Linked DNA regions of Homo sapiens: region 1 is linked to region 2. The links are chromatin loops, found by intact Hi-C in ENCODE. Cell type or tissue: endothelial cell of umbilical vein. All regions are shown on one strand.

Evidence for each region. Peaks named below come from ENCODE experiments on the same cell type or tissue, not always from the same donor. Only the 100,000 strongest peaks of a DNase experiment are listed, where the experiment ranks them.
Region 1: a loop joins it to region 2, with 4 times the contacts of the local background. A loop is called at or near these places in 3 of 110 quality-filtered maps.

Annotation. Positions count from the first base shown.
Region 1 is chr3:85,800,130-85,808,129 of GRCh38, reverse strand. CADM2 (cell adhesion molecule 2) reads right to left here. Exons shown (of 10, transcript NM_001167675.2): 3 at 5,934-6,083. It overlaps CADM2-AS2 (CADM2 antisense RNA 2), which reads left to right. Exons shown (of 4, transcript NR_046752.1): 2 at 2,545-2,676; 3 at 7,179-7,327; 4 at 7,707-8,000. Among named protein-coding and RNA genes, the nearest start is that of CADM2-AS2, 24 kb to the left of the region's middle. In endothelial cell of umbilical vein, no CTCF peak of the experiment used is centred here; no DNase peak of the experiment used is centred here.
Region 2 is chr3:85,590,019-85,598,018 of GRCh38, reverse strand. The region is part of intron 1 of CADM2 (cell adhesion molecule 2); the gene reads right to left. Among named protein-coding and RNA genes, the nearest start is that of MIR5688, 210 kb to the right of the region's middle. In endothelial cell of umbilical vein, no CTCF peak of the experiment used is centred here; no DNase peak of the experiment used is centred here.

The DNA.
Region 1 (8,000 bases), 210 kb before region 2:
TGTAATTGAATTTCGACTTTGTAGGCTAATGATTTCTGATTTTTGGGTGCACACAAGGCAGACAGGGAACTCGTTAAAATACAATTCTGGTCCAACCACCAGTAATGGGGTGTCAATGAACACCTTTTATTACCCTGCTGGCTGGTGTCAAAGGCAGAATTTAAATTCAGATCTGACTCTCTGTCTCCTGTGCCACAATGTCCCCCTGAAAGCTGTACAATTTAAATGGTAAAAAAAAATCATTTATTGAATATTTGATGCATGTTTTTATGATAGCCTAAGGGTTTTCTCAGTTAAAAATAACATATTCTACTAGCCAAGGCTGGAACTGGACAAGGTATATTATGACATCTGATGAGTGAATCAGCATCTAGAATTGTGCTTTCCAAAACAGTAAGTGCTGGGCATGGGAGGATATTGAGTACTTGAAATATGTCTAGTGTGGCAGAAACCAAATTTTTAAATTTTACTCTATTTTTATTAATTTAAATTTAAATATCTACACATGACAACTGAATTGTTCAGCTCAGCCCAGATATGGAATATTCCCATCATCATGGAATGTTCTCGTGGACAATGCTGATTATAATATATTCTTCTGTCTTTTTGTCTTTTTTTTTTTTTTTTTTTGAGACGGAGTTTCACTCTCGATGCCTAGGCTGGAGAGCAATGGTACAATCTCAGTTCACTGCAACCTCTGCCTCCACAGCTCAAGTGATTCTCCTGCCTCAGTCTCCCAAGTAGCTGGGGTTATTGGCATCCGCCACCATGCCCAGATAATTTTTGTATTTTTAGTAGAGATGGTTTTTCGTCACGTTGGCCAGGCTGGTCTCAAACTCCTGACCTCAGGTGATCCGCCTGCCACAGCCTCCCAAAGTGCTGGGATTACAGGTGTGAGCTACCATGCCTGGCCCTTCTGTCTTAATCTATGTATATCTTCAATAGTTTGAAATGACATGCTGCTCTTTAACAAAAGTAAGCTGCCAAGATCAATGGCAGAGGCTGCCCAGGTTACATTTAAAATGACATGGCGTCCAAATGCCATTGCTTTCAGGAATATTTCAGTTAAAATCAAGGCAAAAGCTACACCTGGATTCAAAGTTCTTCACTACCAGACATTAGCTGAATGTCTGTGAAGAAATATCCTTGATTGTTAGGTCTTATTTTTTCCATTTATCAATGGACACAAGCTACTGATCACATTAAACATGGCAAAAAAGTTGTAAAAGCTTGAATTTGCTGCCTTCGTCTTTATTTTACCTCAGTGAGAAATATGACAGTATTAGATTCACCTTAGCCAATTCCCCCACTAGACTCCTATCTCCCCGGGGAAGAGATTCCCGAATATTCACTTTTTGTTTGTTTTGTTTGTTTGTTTTGTTTTGTTTTGTTTTTGAGACAGAGCCTCACTCTATCACCCAGGCTGGAGTGCAGTAGCGCGATCTCAGCTCACTGCAACCTCCGGTTCCTGGGTTCAAGCAATGCTCATGCCTCAGCCTCCCAAGTGGCTAGGATTACATGAATATTCACATTTAAAGTCACTGACAGAGACCCCTAGGAAAGGGGGTTCAGCCTAATTCTCCTTTACTTGATTCAACTGACCACTCACAGCATGTTTTTATTCAGTTAATAAATTCATGTAAACAAGGCTTTTCCAACTCTAACATGACATGTGGGCTGCCATCCTGAATTTCTCGTTCATAGCCAGGACCCTTGGAAACTTACACCTCCAGGTAGCATGAAATGCTACGGGATGCCTCTCGGAGCTCATAGTAGCAGTAGTAATGGTTGTGAGGCAGTGATCAGCACTTGTTCTTTTTCTGAGCAGTTTGTCCTTCCTCCCTCCCTCCCTTCCATTCTTTTCTTCCTTCCATGCTCAGTAACATTTATCAATACAGAAATCCTTCCTTCCTTCCTTCCTTCTTTCCTTCCTTCCTTCCTCCCTCCCTCCCTCCCTCCCTCGCTTCTTTTCTTCCTTCCATGCTCAGTAACATTTATCAATACAGAAATCCAAGCTCAGGGATGCAGAACTCTTCAGAGAGTTGACTTGCCTAAACCCAAGTGTCTCAATCACAGCTGCATTTTCTAATCATTTGAGATATAATTAAAATATTCTGATACTGCATACCGCTGGAAGACTGTGTTTGAAAATCCCCTAAGTGATTTTACTGTGTAGCTACGGCTAAGAACCACTGGAAGCACAATCTGAGACAGAAAGAAGAGTGAGGCTATAGATGAAGCTTTAACAGTAGCAGCCACCTGCAGGAGATGGTATAATCAATGACACAGACAACCCATTCCTTCCCTTTTCTCTCTTGCTCTCATGTGCAGTCTTCACTAGTAAAACAAGTATGCGTTACTCTAGTCTAACTCATGCTCACCTTCTTCACTTAGGCTCTGGTACAACTTGGAATGCTTGCTTGCTCAAGACAAGCCTTAAAATTGGTGAGAGTTAGGTAATTGCAGATTAAAAGATGATGTGTGGAAAATTGTAATATGGAATCTTTTAAAATGCTTTCAATTTCAAACTCTTGCATTTGATAGGTATTACTGTCCAAGAATCCCTTCAACTAAGATATCACATAGAAATTGAACCACTCTTGGGAACAGATAGTGAGGACGAGAAAAGAAAAAAAAAGAAGAAGGAAATTGAAGCACTGACATATGAGGGAATAGGTATGTTAGATTGCCAAAGGATTTCTTTCTTCAATGCTCTCTGTTGTTTTACTGCAACTGACGTTTAGAACCACAATAGAGTTAGAAAAAGCATAGTATCAAAAACAGAAACCTATCATACTACAAACACAAACACATACATAGGCTTTTCTCCAATCTAACTAAGCTATTACAGCATCTGGGAACGGAAAATTAAGTAAAGTCAGTCCTGGCCCGGCACGGTGGCTCATGCCTGTAATCCCAGAACTTTGAGAGGCCAAGGCAGGAGGATTGCTTGAGCTCAGGAGTTGCAGCCTAGCCTGGATAACATGGTGAAACCCAGTCTACACAAAAAATACAAAAAAAATTAGCTGGGCATGGTGGCACATGCCTGTACTCCCAGCTAATCAGGAGGCTGAGGCAGGAGAATTGCTGGAGCCGAGGAAGCGGAGGATGCAGTGAGCCAAGATCGTGCCACTGAACTCCCTGAGCAACAAAATGAGACCCTGTCCCAAAACAAAACCAAAAAAAAAGTGCATACTTCAACAATTCATAGAACTGGTGTATTTATTATTTCAAGGCAGTGTAAAGATGCAGGAATATATTACCATATTTCCCAAATATGGCATGACTTTTTTTCTCCTCATAATTATCCCTCAGAAAAAAGGAGGCTGCCTTATATTCAAGTCTTTGCAAATCTTTTATGGCAAGTTGCTCTCTGTTTTCTCCAGGAAAGATACATTAGCTTGAAATATCCCAAATCAATTCTAGTTTTCTAGTTTTAGATGTTTTTTAGAGGATAACTTATAGAATCACTAAAAGTGGAGGCAAGGGCATTTCATATAGATTTTGTCTTTGTGCCTGAGGATTTGACCTCACGATTGGAGATGTCACTGTAAACATGACTCTTAAAAATCTCCTTAAAAAGCAGTACAAGTGTTGTTATAAAGTGGAGATTGTCATTATACACCTGTGGGATGAATGAACAACAACAAAAAATGTTCTAATGTTATAAAAGTTTATAGTTGCTGCTTGGGACAAATTTGTTGTTGATAGTGTGCTACACTTTCAAAAACTGCTAATAAGCAAGATTGCTTCATTAAACACAGGGATGGAAAAAAGTAGTATTTATAAATTAATATTTTTCCATATTACTTTAAATATGTATGTATAACCAAGTTGACAAATTAACTAATATAATAATATATTTAGTTTCGTAATGAACATTTCCAGAAGTCTATTTTTTTCCAGAACATTTTCTTTTGCATCATAGTTTCAAGCAAATGAGACATGTCCTTAAAATTGGCACCACCTTATATTTGAGCATACACTTTAAATATTTATTTACTAATATTTGTAACCAATTAATACGAAAAGCAAAAAGAGATTGTTTAATCTCTATGAGTGACTTTGTGTATGCATTTAATTTTTTTAACTAGTAGAACTTCATTTGTTGGAAAGAAAACTGAAACTGCAAATTAAATCTCTTTCTAAATAATAAAGTTCTACTTGAGTATTAGGTATTAACTGTCCATGACAGTAAATTTTATATTAACTGTCAATATGTCAATAATTTTATATTAAATGTCAATATGACTGGGCCACTGTTCCCAGATGTTTGGTTAAACAATCATCTAGATGTTTCTGTGAAGGTATTTTTTTAGATGAGTTTAACATTTAAAATAGTAGACTTTGAGTAAAGCAGATTATTCTCCATAATGTGGACAGGAGACACTCAATCAGTGGAAGGCCTTATGAGAAAGTCTGAAGTCCTCTAAGTACCCTAAGGAAGAAGAAATTCTCCCTGACACTGCCTCTGGACATGAGCTGCAACAGAATCTCTTTGGGTCTCCAGCCTACCAGCCTGCCCTGCATTTTTCAAACTTGCCAGACCCCAAAATTACTTGAGCCAATTTATTAAAATAAATATCGATCAATTGATCTATCTATCTATCTATCTATCTATCTATCTATTTATCTATCTATCTATCTGTCTGTTTCTTCATTTTGTCTCCCTGGAGGCCCCTAACAGTTCCTTTATCCCTGGTTCATTCTTCTGCATAGCACTTGTCCCCTTTTAATGTATGATATAATGTATTTCATTTGCATGTTTCTTTATTGTCTGTCTCCTCCACTACACTGTATTCCCTAAAAAGGCAGACACTATGAACTTCCTGCTCCCTAATTTTAATGCCTGGTACAAAGGGACTCTCAATAAATATTTATCAAATAAATGAATTAGATGCTTCATCACTCCTTCATTATATATTTAATATTTAAAACAAACTAAAGATTTCATTTTAAATCTAGAGGACATCAAAGAAGAAAAATTGTAACAATGAACAAAATATAATGAATACATATTAAAGGTGGACTGAGCACATTTATTAGACTGTATGTGATATTTTAATTGTTTAAATGGAGCTGATTTGAAGTTATCTTACAATTACCTATACAGATTCATTAAAAAATATATTAAGACTAATAGTTAATTTTAAGAATAAGAATAGCTAATATATAAATAGTTATTTATATCCTATATAATATACATGTATCTTAAGCAACAGTCTCATATTTTCATTACAGTTATGGATTCACTTTTTCATCTAATAATGGATGAAAGCTTAGACATTTGTGTGCATTTTTAGTTGTTTGCTTGGATTACGTAAGATGAATTTCCTTTTTTCTCTGGAATGTTTAATCAAAATCTATTATCCAGTAAGAAGTTGAAATTAGTTAATGAAGTCCAATTCAACTTTAAAAACTACAGCTTCTTACTTAATTTCAGTTTATTTTGGAAACATGAAATACTTCAACATTCTGTGAATCATTTTTACAATTCTTAGTTTCGGAGCAAAGTCATGAAAATAAAATCATTAAACTTTTCAAAATCATATTGCATCTTCCAAATATATAAACCTAATTTCCATAAAAATCATATTATATTATCAGGAGAAAGAAAAAAACTCAAACTATACACAACATAGCTACAAGAGTGAGAAAATATGGTACCTAGACAGGAAATGGTTGTTAAGAGAAGGCATAAAACTATTTTCGAAACAGAATTATGAGTGTTTATTTTATTAAAAAGTTGACATAGGTTATCTTTGGTGTTTATGACTTGCAAACTAAAGTATTTAATATTTAACATGTTTAAATACAAGCAGCAGCAGTTTGGTAATCAAAAGGAATAGTTTGAATCATCTCAGAAAAATAAATTTATTGTAATTAGGATATTTTAGAATACGATTAAAACATTTGAAAGAAAATGTATTCACCTTTCTTGTCGTCAAAGTACAGAGTCTGTTGAGCTGGATTTGACCACTGGAGGGAGGTGTTATCATTTTGATCAACCCTGCAGGTCAAAATTGCAGTTCCACCTTCAACAACGGTTACATTCTGTGTTAGTGGAAACTGCCCTTGGCTGCCTAAAAGGGGATTAAAGAAAATGTTGATTAAATGAAAGTCATAAAATGATTAACTGCCTAAGATCTACACTGGCCTTAACTTCTCATGCAAAATAAAATTTAAAACAACCAAACAACGACAAAACTGTATATTACAAAAGACAGAAAAATAATTGAAAATCCTCAGAGAACAACAGCATTGACATATAATTAAGACTCCTTTGTACTCCCTACATGTTCTAGGAAACTTTTTTTGTCCTAGGCATACATAAAGATTTATATTCAAATAGTAATATTATATTTATTACTTTCCCTAGGCTTTGCATTAGTTAATACGGTACTAAACTTGGTCATTGTTGAAGATAAAGCACTGAAATAATTTTGGATGAGTTGAACTCTCTAAAGCAGTAGAGGAAACATAAAATATTTCCCTGGTAGCTTTTATAATCCTGAATAAAGTTTTTGAAATATGGATACTCAAACTTTAGATTCAATTTCTGATAAAGGAAATAAAAAATGAATCCCACTTAACTAGGTTTTCTTGTAGATTTAGCTCTTTTTAGAAATACAAAATGTATTGTGTAAAACAGTGGGAGTACTCTTTAAAAAGTGTAGAATATCCATTCAAACTCTAAATTATTAATCCTAGGTGATATAGGTTAATACTCTTCTTTGTTCCTTTCTGTAGTTTCTCGATTTTCTCCAAGTAATACATATTTCTTTTATAATCAGAAAAATACATATTTTTAAATGACCCTTGTTAATTTGGATATCATCAGTATGTAATCAAGGTTTTGCTCTTCTTAAGCATTTTACTAATTTGTTAAAGTAATTCATGTAATAAATTTACTTAATAAGTGCACTTCTAATAGTTTAATCAAAATTTATGCACACGGATACATAATACATAAATTTCTCTTCAGCAAGATGATCTGAAGATAAACTCTGCTAAGTCTGATAACCATGATTAACATGGGTAAGAATGACTTTCTAGAACCAGGTTAAAATATTATTATGTAAGCAAGGGAGTTCATTAAGTCAAGGATAATTTACATATGCAAGAACACTATAATGACTTAATCACATCCATGAAATATATTTCCTTTTCTTCTTTAGTTTTGTAATGATTCAATAATTACTACAAGCACCACTTGAGGTTATGCTGGAACTATTGGCGTAAGAATCTTATTACCAGGGATTCCCCGGCCAGATGGCCAAATAGGAACAGCTCCAGTCTGCAGCTCCCAGTGAGACCAAGGCAGAAGGTGGGTGATTTCTGCATTTCCAACAGAGGTACCCAGTTCATCTCAATGGGACTGGTTAGACAGTGGGTGCAGCCCATGGAGGGCGAGCAGAAGTAGGGTGGTGTGTCACTTCACCCAGGAAGTGCAAGGGGTCAGGGAACTCCCTCCCCTAAATAAGAGAAGCCATGAGGTCCTGTGCTGTAAGGGATGGTGCTATCTGGCCCAGATACTATGCTTTTCCCATGGTCTTTGCAACCCACAGACCAGGAGATTACCTCGGGTGCCTATACCACAAGGGCCCTAAGTCTCAAGCACAAAACTGGGCAGCCATTTGGGCAGACACTGAGCTAGCTGCAGGAGTTTTGTTTGTTTGTTTGTTTGTTTGTTTTTGGTATCCCAGTAGTGCCTGGAACTCCAGCAAGACAGAACTGTTCACTCCAATGGAAAGACGGCTGAAGCCAGGGAGCCAAGAGGTCTTCTCAGTGGATCCCACCACCATGGAGCCCAGCAAGCTAAAATCCACTGGCTTGAAATTCTTGCTGCCAGCAGAGCAGTCTGAAGTCAACCTGGGATACTCGAGCTTCGTAGAGGGAGGGGTGTCTGCTATTACTGAGGCTTGAGTAGGCAGTTTGCCCCTCACAATGTAAACAAAGCCTCCAGGAAGTTCAGACTAGGTGGAGCCCACTGCAGCGAC
Region 2 (8,000 bases):
AATTGCTAAAGAAATGTTACAAAAAGAGAATCTGTAATTTTCATTCATTAAAAACCTCTATTACAAGAATTTTAAAATAAATGTTTAGAGTTGGTCAGCATTTAATCACATTTTCCAAAATATATAACTAAAAGATGGTTTTAACCAATATTAAACACATTATGAAAAGTACTATTATTTAAGTTTTAGCAGATATTGATTAGGTTTGTACCATTTTCATCAAAGAGGGGAAAACTGTCTAATCAACTTTGCTGCTTTTAAATGTTTTGTTTTTATCGAAGTTTAATAAGACTTTCCAATAGCTTCAGATTTTAAGATGCACTTTTGACAAAAATGTCCTCTGATTCAAAATAGTACATTCTAACAGCTTGATTACCTTTAGTATTGTCTACATTTCAGGAGTTGAAACTAATAATTAATTTTAAAAGCACAGATTTCTAGCTCCTATAGGTATCAAAACATTTTAATTGCTTTGATAATTTGTTTTCCACTATCATACAATCTCTGGAGAGTTGGAAACTAAAATATCAGTGGCACATAGATGAAACAAACAAGCAAGATATAGAATAAAAATGTGATTTGCGAAGAGATAAATATGCACATTACATTCAGATTTGTGTTAATAAATAACATTTAAGATATGAATCTATCTAGACAAGCACATAAAGGCAGTTATCTTGCATTATTGCACAGCATGACTGTAGTGCTAAGAAGACTTAGATGAATTTAAGATTGTATCTAAACTTCAAAGTACCATATAGATTTGAGAGTTGTATAAGCTTCTTACGTGTACTTACTTATTGTATACAGCATTTTTTTAATCTTGACAATCTTGTGCACTTTCATTAAGTGTCATATTTTTCTTTTCTCCCCTCTCCATAAAACATTACAATATCACATATACTACTGAAATCCTTAGCAATAGAAGGCCTTAGTTAATCTACAAAGAAAACTTTCAGAACTTCTGGTTTATTCCTATTTATATATCAAGAATATATTCAAGGCCGGCTGCCATGGCTCACACCTGTAATCCCAGCATTTTGGGAGGCCAAAGTGGGTGAATTACTTGAGGTCAGGAGTTTGAGACCAGCCTGGCCAACATGGCGAAAGCCTGTCTCTACTAAAAATGCAAAAATTAGCTGGGCGTGGTGGGGCATGCCTGTAGTTCCGGCTAGTAGGGAGGCTAAGGTTGGGAGATTGCTTGAACTTGGGAAGCAGAGGTTTAATTGAGTTAAGATCGGGCCACTGCACTCCAGCATGGGCAACAGAGCAATAATTCTACTGTGAAATCATCAGATGTTTCTAGATCAGCACTGTCCAATAGAACTTTTTGAGATGATGGAAATGTTCTATAATCTGCCTTGTTAACTGGGCTGCACTGTGCACTGAAAATTTTGTTGTGAGGGTAGATCTCATGGTAAGTGGTCTTACCAAAATGGGTATGTTCAATAGCTTGTGGTGATAGTTTCATGGGTGAATGCTTATGTCCATACTCATCAATTTGCACACATTAATTATATGCAGTTTTTAAAATATCAGTCACCATTTTATATCAATAAAGCTGTTAACTTTTTAAACAGCATATGCTTTGTTTTTTGTAATTATTACTTTTTTCTTCTAAATACATTTCCTTAAAAGTATTCACTGTTAAATCATTTATTTAAAAACTATAACATTTTTTCATTTATGGTCTAAATTTAACTAGAAATATTTTATGGCTGATTTTGTATATTAGTAATTTCTTCCCTTAGAGATAAACTAAGGTCAAGGTAGGTAGTATGATTCATAAGATACCTCAAATGAATTACTCTTAATTGAACATTGACAGTCAAAAAATAAAATAAAGTAATAAAATAAAATATATAAATAAACCAACAGAAAGATGGGCCAAGAATGCATAATACATATTTTTCAGATAAATAAATATGCTGAAAGCAAAAATATAAAATAATTATGTCATGATAAATCATATAGTAATTAATTTAAATAGTAGCAAAACTTACTTTAGGGTGAAGAAAAAATACATGACATATTTGGTATGGTGATTTTTAGGGACCAAGTCCATTGTTGGTAACAGAAAATGCACAACATAAAATTAGTTTTATTATTTGGTATTTAATATCTCACAGAGACGAAATTATTTTTATCAATCAAAGCCTCCTGGACCAAAAGAAAAAAAGTGTAACACTTTAAAATCTCGTTAATGAAGATATACACTTGTTTAATGTTTTTATTTTAAGAATAAATAACATATTGCACTTAAATATTACTTTTTATTACAACTTAGACTATATGGTCCCTCCTTGTGACAGAAGAGATTCAGAAACTGTATCAGGTTTTATCTTTTATTCTCATTGTAAGTTTTCTACTACACTGGACAATTATAATCTAGGATATAAAAGGTTTTAAACAGGACAATTCCTATACTTTGCACCCACCTTTTAAGAATTCTAAGTAATACTACACATATTAGCTTAACCTTTGCAGTTATATTACGAAGAATGACTAATTTCTCCAGGAGCTACTCGTCCAAATACCACGTACAAAATGATAAGATAAAGATAGTTGGAATATTGACAGAACATTAGAAATAATACAGCATTCAAATATAGTTCTGTGAACTGTTTGCATATTTTGCCAGTCTAGCCATGTTCTTAAATTGGATAATATCAGAAGTCATAAAATGATTTTCAGTGGACAATGTAGGCCAGTGGATATTCTACTGTACTAAATAATACAAAGATTTCTAAAGGTGAACCTTAGGGCACCTCCATACCCATCTACTCTAATAGATGAAACCCTCTGATTTCATCTGTAACTACTGGTGCTCTGTTCAGCCCTAAGAATGATTTGAATAGACACTTCAGTACTGAAATGCATTAGTTCCTACTTCAATTTGTATTATCAACTAGCAGAATAAATGCACGCAAAAAGGGCTTGGAGATCCTTGGGAGAAGTACTTGTTAAATGTAACTTGAAAGCAGATTTGAAAATTTTCCCCTTTTAAATTTATTTTCCCAGAGTCCTAATAAATGAAAGCTGGGCTGCTGTCTAGGTTTCCAAGCCACTAGAGCCTGATTGTTTTCTATTTGTTTCAGTGTTTGAAGCCAGCAAAAGCTGCATTAAAACTGACGGTGCCAAGTAGTAACAAGCACACTTTAAGCATAGCTAATGTATGAACCCATAGCCCCAGGTTATAATATTTCAAATACAACAGAATGTAGAGGCTAGGCTCTTTGTCATAGCATTTTATAAACAAAGCATTTTTAAATATAGTAGACTTATGAAAACAAAAAACCTCACTAATAAGTAAAAACAGAATGGTAACTGTGTCATATGCTCTCTGTCTTTTTGCATTTCTGTCACATATGTATTTCTTATACCCTTATCTAACATAAATGAATGCTTCAATACAAATGTATTCTCTCTCTCTCTTTTTACTTGGATAACACACTCACATAAAGTTGGTTCTATTGCTTTCTCTCTAACTCTCTAAAATATTTTTCATTATAGTCATTCACATCTCTGCCAGTTACTTTAGGGACAACAAAACAATTATTGCCTGCTCTTTCCACCCCAAAACATGAAAAATATAATTATATTTTCAATGGCTTTTGAATTCACTGTTACATCTATTTCAATATTTTGTTTAAATAAATAAATAAATAAATAATTTCAGTTAATTAAGACTAGGGAATTTCATATTTTATTAACCCTAATTTCATTCAGGATAAAAATTGTTATGTTCTAACTTCATGAGATTCCTTAGGCTTTGAGTCAGGCAAATGTAGTATCTTTAAGAATCTGTCCATTTGTTATGTTAAATATTTTCAATTACCTTTGAACTATTCTCAGGTTAACAATATAAATATTTCAAAGATTATAATTTTAAAGAATAAGGCTGAGAAAACTGATATTATAATTACTGTTTTTAAGAATTTACATCAGCAAATATGTAACCAGCAATAGCCAGGATATGAAATACATCCTTGGGATATTTAACTATAATCTGCTTTACCTTTTTTTTTCACTCACTATATTCAGCTGATAAAACTCCAATGTTAATCTTCAATTAACCTATATTAATTTGTCTAATGATTAACAGAAATAAATCTCGATTGTGTTTCTGCAGTTGTGCCTCCATCTGTTCATATGAGGGAAGGGGTGACAATGAGAATTATTTCAAGTATTTGGAAAGAGTCCTTGACCCAGTTAACAGATAACATAAATTTTCTCATCCGATTTCCTACTGCTTAGTACCCTATAATGTAGAGATTCAAAGCCTTATCATGTTGGAACATGAAAAGCTTGACAAATGCTCAAATGTATTTAATTTTACAGCAGATATTTTAGAAAGTAGTAATTTTTTATTCTATGAATCACAGCAGCACCCAATGTCTTATGTGTTTCTTTTTATTCTGCGTGCCGATAATGCCTCTTACACATTTCTATTTGCAGATCACTAGGAACAATTCTTTAGTTCACACTTAAGTTGGAAACAAATGCTCTATGACGATAGAAATCTCTCACAAAGGCTAAGAACACAGATATACATTTTGCAATGGTTGCTGTACTAATAATAATCTGATACACTCTGTTCATTTTATAGATGAAAAAATTGAGGCTCTAGAATTTTAATTGACAGAGATGGTATTCAAAAGTAAAAATCTTGCTTTGATTTTTCTTTAACGTTAGTGCCTAAACTTTCAAACAAGTATACCTAATGCTAGATGACGAGTTAATGGGTGCAGCACACCAACATGGCACATGTATACATATGTAACAAACCTGCACATTGTGCACATGTACCCTAAAACTTAAAGTATAATAAAATAAAATAAAATAAAAAATCTTATTAAAAGGAAAGCATCTAAGATCAGGATGTGTATTAATGTACAAAATAAATGGAAAAATATAAAAGCCATGTTCAAATAAAATAGGGAAAAATAGCAACCGAAATGCAGGAACCATGACACTGGCCACTGGGAAAGCACTTAGGCAGACAGAATACAGGCTCTTTGGAGTCCCTTTAAAATCAGCAAACTAACACAAGAAGAGAAAACTAAACACATGTTCTCAATCATAAGTGGGAATTGAACAATGAGAATACATGGACACAGAAAGGGGAACATCACCCACTGGGGCCTGTCGGAGGTTGGGAGGCTAGAGGAGGGATAGCATTAGGAGAAATATCTAATGTAGATGACGCGTTGGTGGGTGCAGCAAACCACCATGGCACATGTATACCTATGTAACAAACCTGCACGTTCTGCACATGTACCCCAGAACTTAAAGTATAATAATAATAATAAAAATCCAGAACTCAAAAATTTATCATTGAGGCAGTTTCTCAAGTTATATTTCTTACCTAAATTCATGAGTATGAGACTATCATACTCACCAATATATATGCTTTTTCTTGTTTCCATGAAGGTCTAGATATAAAGGTATTGTTGACCCAAAACCATGAAAAACAGTTAAATTCCATCCTCTAACCTATGATTCCTGTGGGCAAAAGTTCTGTTCAGTTACTAAGTCTGTGGTTACAGTAATTTTTTTCCTTCTATTCGCATCACTGATGGCTTGAAAGCAGCTCCTGTAGAATTTGGTGTTAAGGAGCCAAACTGAGATGACCATTAAATGGGTCAACTGTATTGCATTTTTCTTAGCAGTGGATGTGAAAGAGTACATGTTGAGAGAATCACTTCATCTTCAGTCTATCAAATTCTTTTTAATAATCATCAATTACAGTGAAACTCTGATCATTAAAAACCTGTTATTTCTCTACAATTTTTCTCTCTTCTTGTGTTTGCATTAGATAATAATATGTTTTATCAATGTTCTGTTTTCCATCTTGTTATATTAATATAAAATTAATTCATCCTTTTTTAAATCATATTATAAATTTACTCTTTGCAAACATTTGCTGGATGACTACAAATCAATTCTTTACATTATTTTTAAATAATATTTATTTGAAAATCATCTTTCATTTCTATTAAGTCTTTCTATACATTATAATGAATCCAGGAAGTTACCTGATTTTTAAAAATTGGTTTCTTTTGTGTTTCATTGCCTGGCCTATGCCTGTTCTGTGGTCTTACTAAATTTCTATTCGACAATCTGCTACTTAGATGCAAATTTCTGCTCATCAGTCCCTTCCATCAAATACAGAGATTATTTTCTCTATATAGAATTCACTGGGAACAAAGTGTATTTTACAAGTATTATTAGATCTTTTGCTGTGACTCACTCCCATGCAGATGGTACACATCTGAAGGGGCTCTATTCTAGCTAGCAAAGATCTAGCTGATGCTCTGAAAAATTATTCTCTCTTGGTGAAAAGTTAGCTTGCCACTGCCTTCCCTGCTGCATTATTAAACACGAAGGAGTGATTCCCTTAATCCCAACCATCTGCTCTTCCCCAACTAAAAAGTGAAAACATTCCCTTGTGTTTACAAATGTTGCTGCTAAAGCTTCACAAATTATAAGTGATGGTGGTGAAATTTCCGTATATACTACAAGATCAAAACAAAATCCTAGTCACCATAAATCTGCAAAAAATAAACCAAATTTATATCACACCATAAACCCAACTGTTTTAATGTAATGCAATTATATTTAAACTGCAGCCTCAGAATGTAAATTATTTTAGCATCTCAAGTATAATATTTGCATTTTAAATATACTCCCACTTGTCCAGACTTCCAAAAGTACATACTCTAAGAAAATGGATCATCTTCAATTCTTTTTAATTTTCACAGATTTCTGGAGTGCACAGAATTTTAGCATCAGTGAAGGTTCAGTTTCATTGAAATTAAAGCAAGACAAAATATTTAACTGCTCAGATGAATAACAGGCTTAAAAGGACTAAAACTGGAAAGTAGTGTCAAGGTTCTCACAACAAATTGTTGATTTTCAGGAAAGTCACTTACACTGAAATATTACTAGGCAAGACCAGTGATAGCACTTCTGACCAAACTCTTATTTTCCTCACAAAAGATACTGCAAACCAGAATTATTCTAGCTTAAGCACTACAAAATACCAATCAACCAATTAACCAAAAACAAGAAGACAGGCAAAAAAAAAATGAGTTTCCAAATAAATAAATTTCATATTCATTTTTAAAAATATTGAGTATAGTATAACCTAAAAACCTAAAATTATCCTTTTTTGTTTATAGTGTGAAGATATTTCTATTAACATTATTTTTGTTGAAGATCAATTGCTTTAGCTTTCCTCTAGGTATTTGTCAATAGACTAATTTATATTTCATAGAGTTTATTCATTTTGTTCTTAGCAAATCATTCCTTATCACCTATGTTCCAGACCCTTTTCACCCATTATTTTTCAAAGCCTTTCCTTTAATTCTTGTCCCTAAATGTTTATTTTTCATTCTATAACAGTTCAAAAACATTCATTCTCGCTTAAATGGAATTTGTATAATTAATTTTCTTACTGTCACAGTACCCAGTGAATAAAAAATTATGTTTTCCTTCCAACAGTCTTGCTTTCAAGTCTTCTTTCAAAACACTCTAACATGCCACATGTGTATTTTTCTAGTGCATTTACCTGTCCTAATGATTTTTTTGCTTTCAGTCTAAAAGTTTGAATTATTTAGATAATGAATTCATTGAGGTCAAGTACTATAAAGCGCTTACCTTCTTACAGCTTCCACACTTGTTGCCCCCAAACTTCACTTCTGGGTTGGTATTTATGACAAACTATTCTCTCTACCTTAGCATAGTCTTTGTCATATGTCAAAGGCCACTTCTGTATAAGTTTTACTAGCAAAATATATTTCCCTAGATGATTTTCTATTTTTCTGCTTGGCTCTATTTGTTCTAAAAAGTGTTTTAACCTGGATCTGGTGAACTGTACAGATAAAAACTTCTCTACATGTGAACTATCCATGACCAGCAAGCTGATGGCTTCATTGCATATTTATTACCATGTAAATAAATATACACTCCTTGAACCTGTTTTTAAATGTACATTC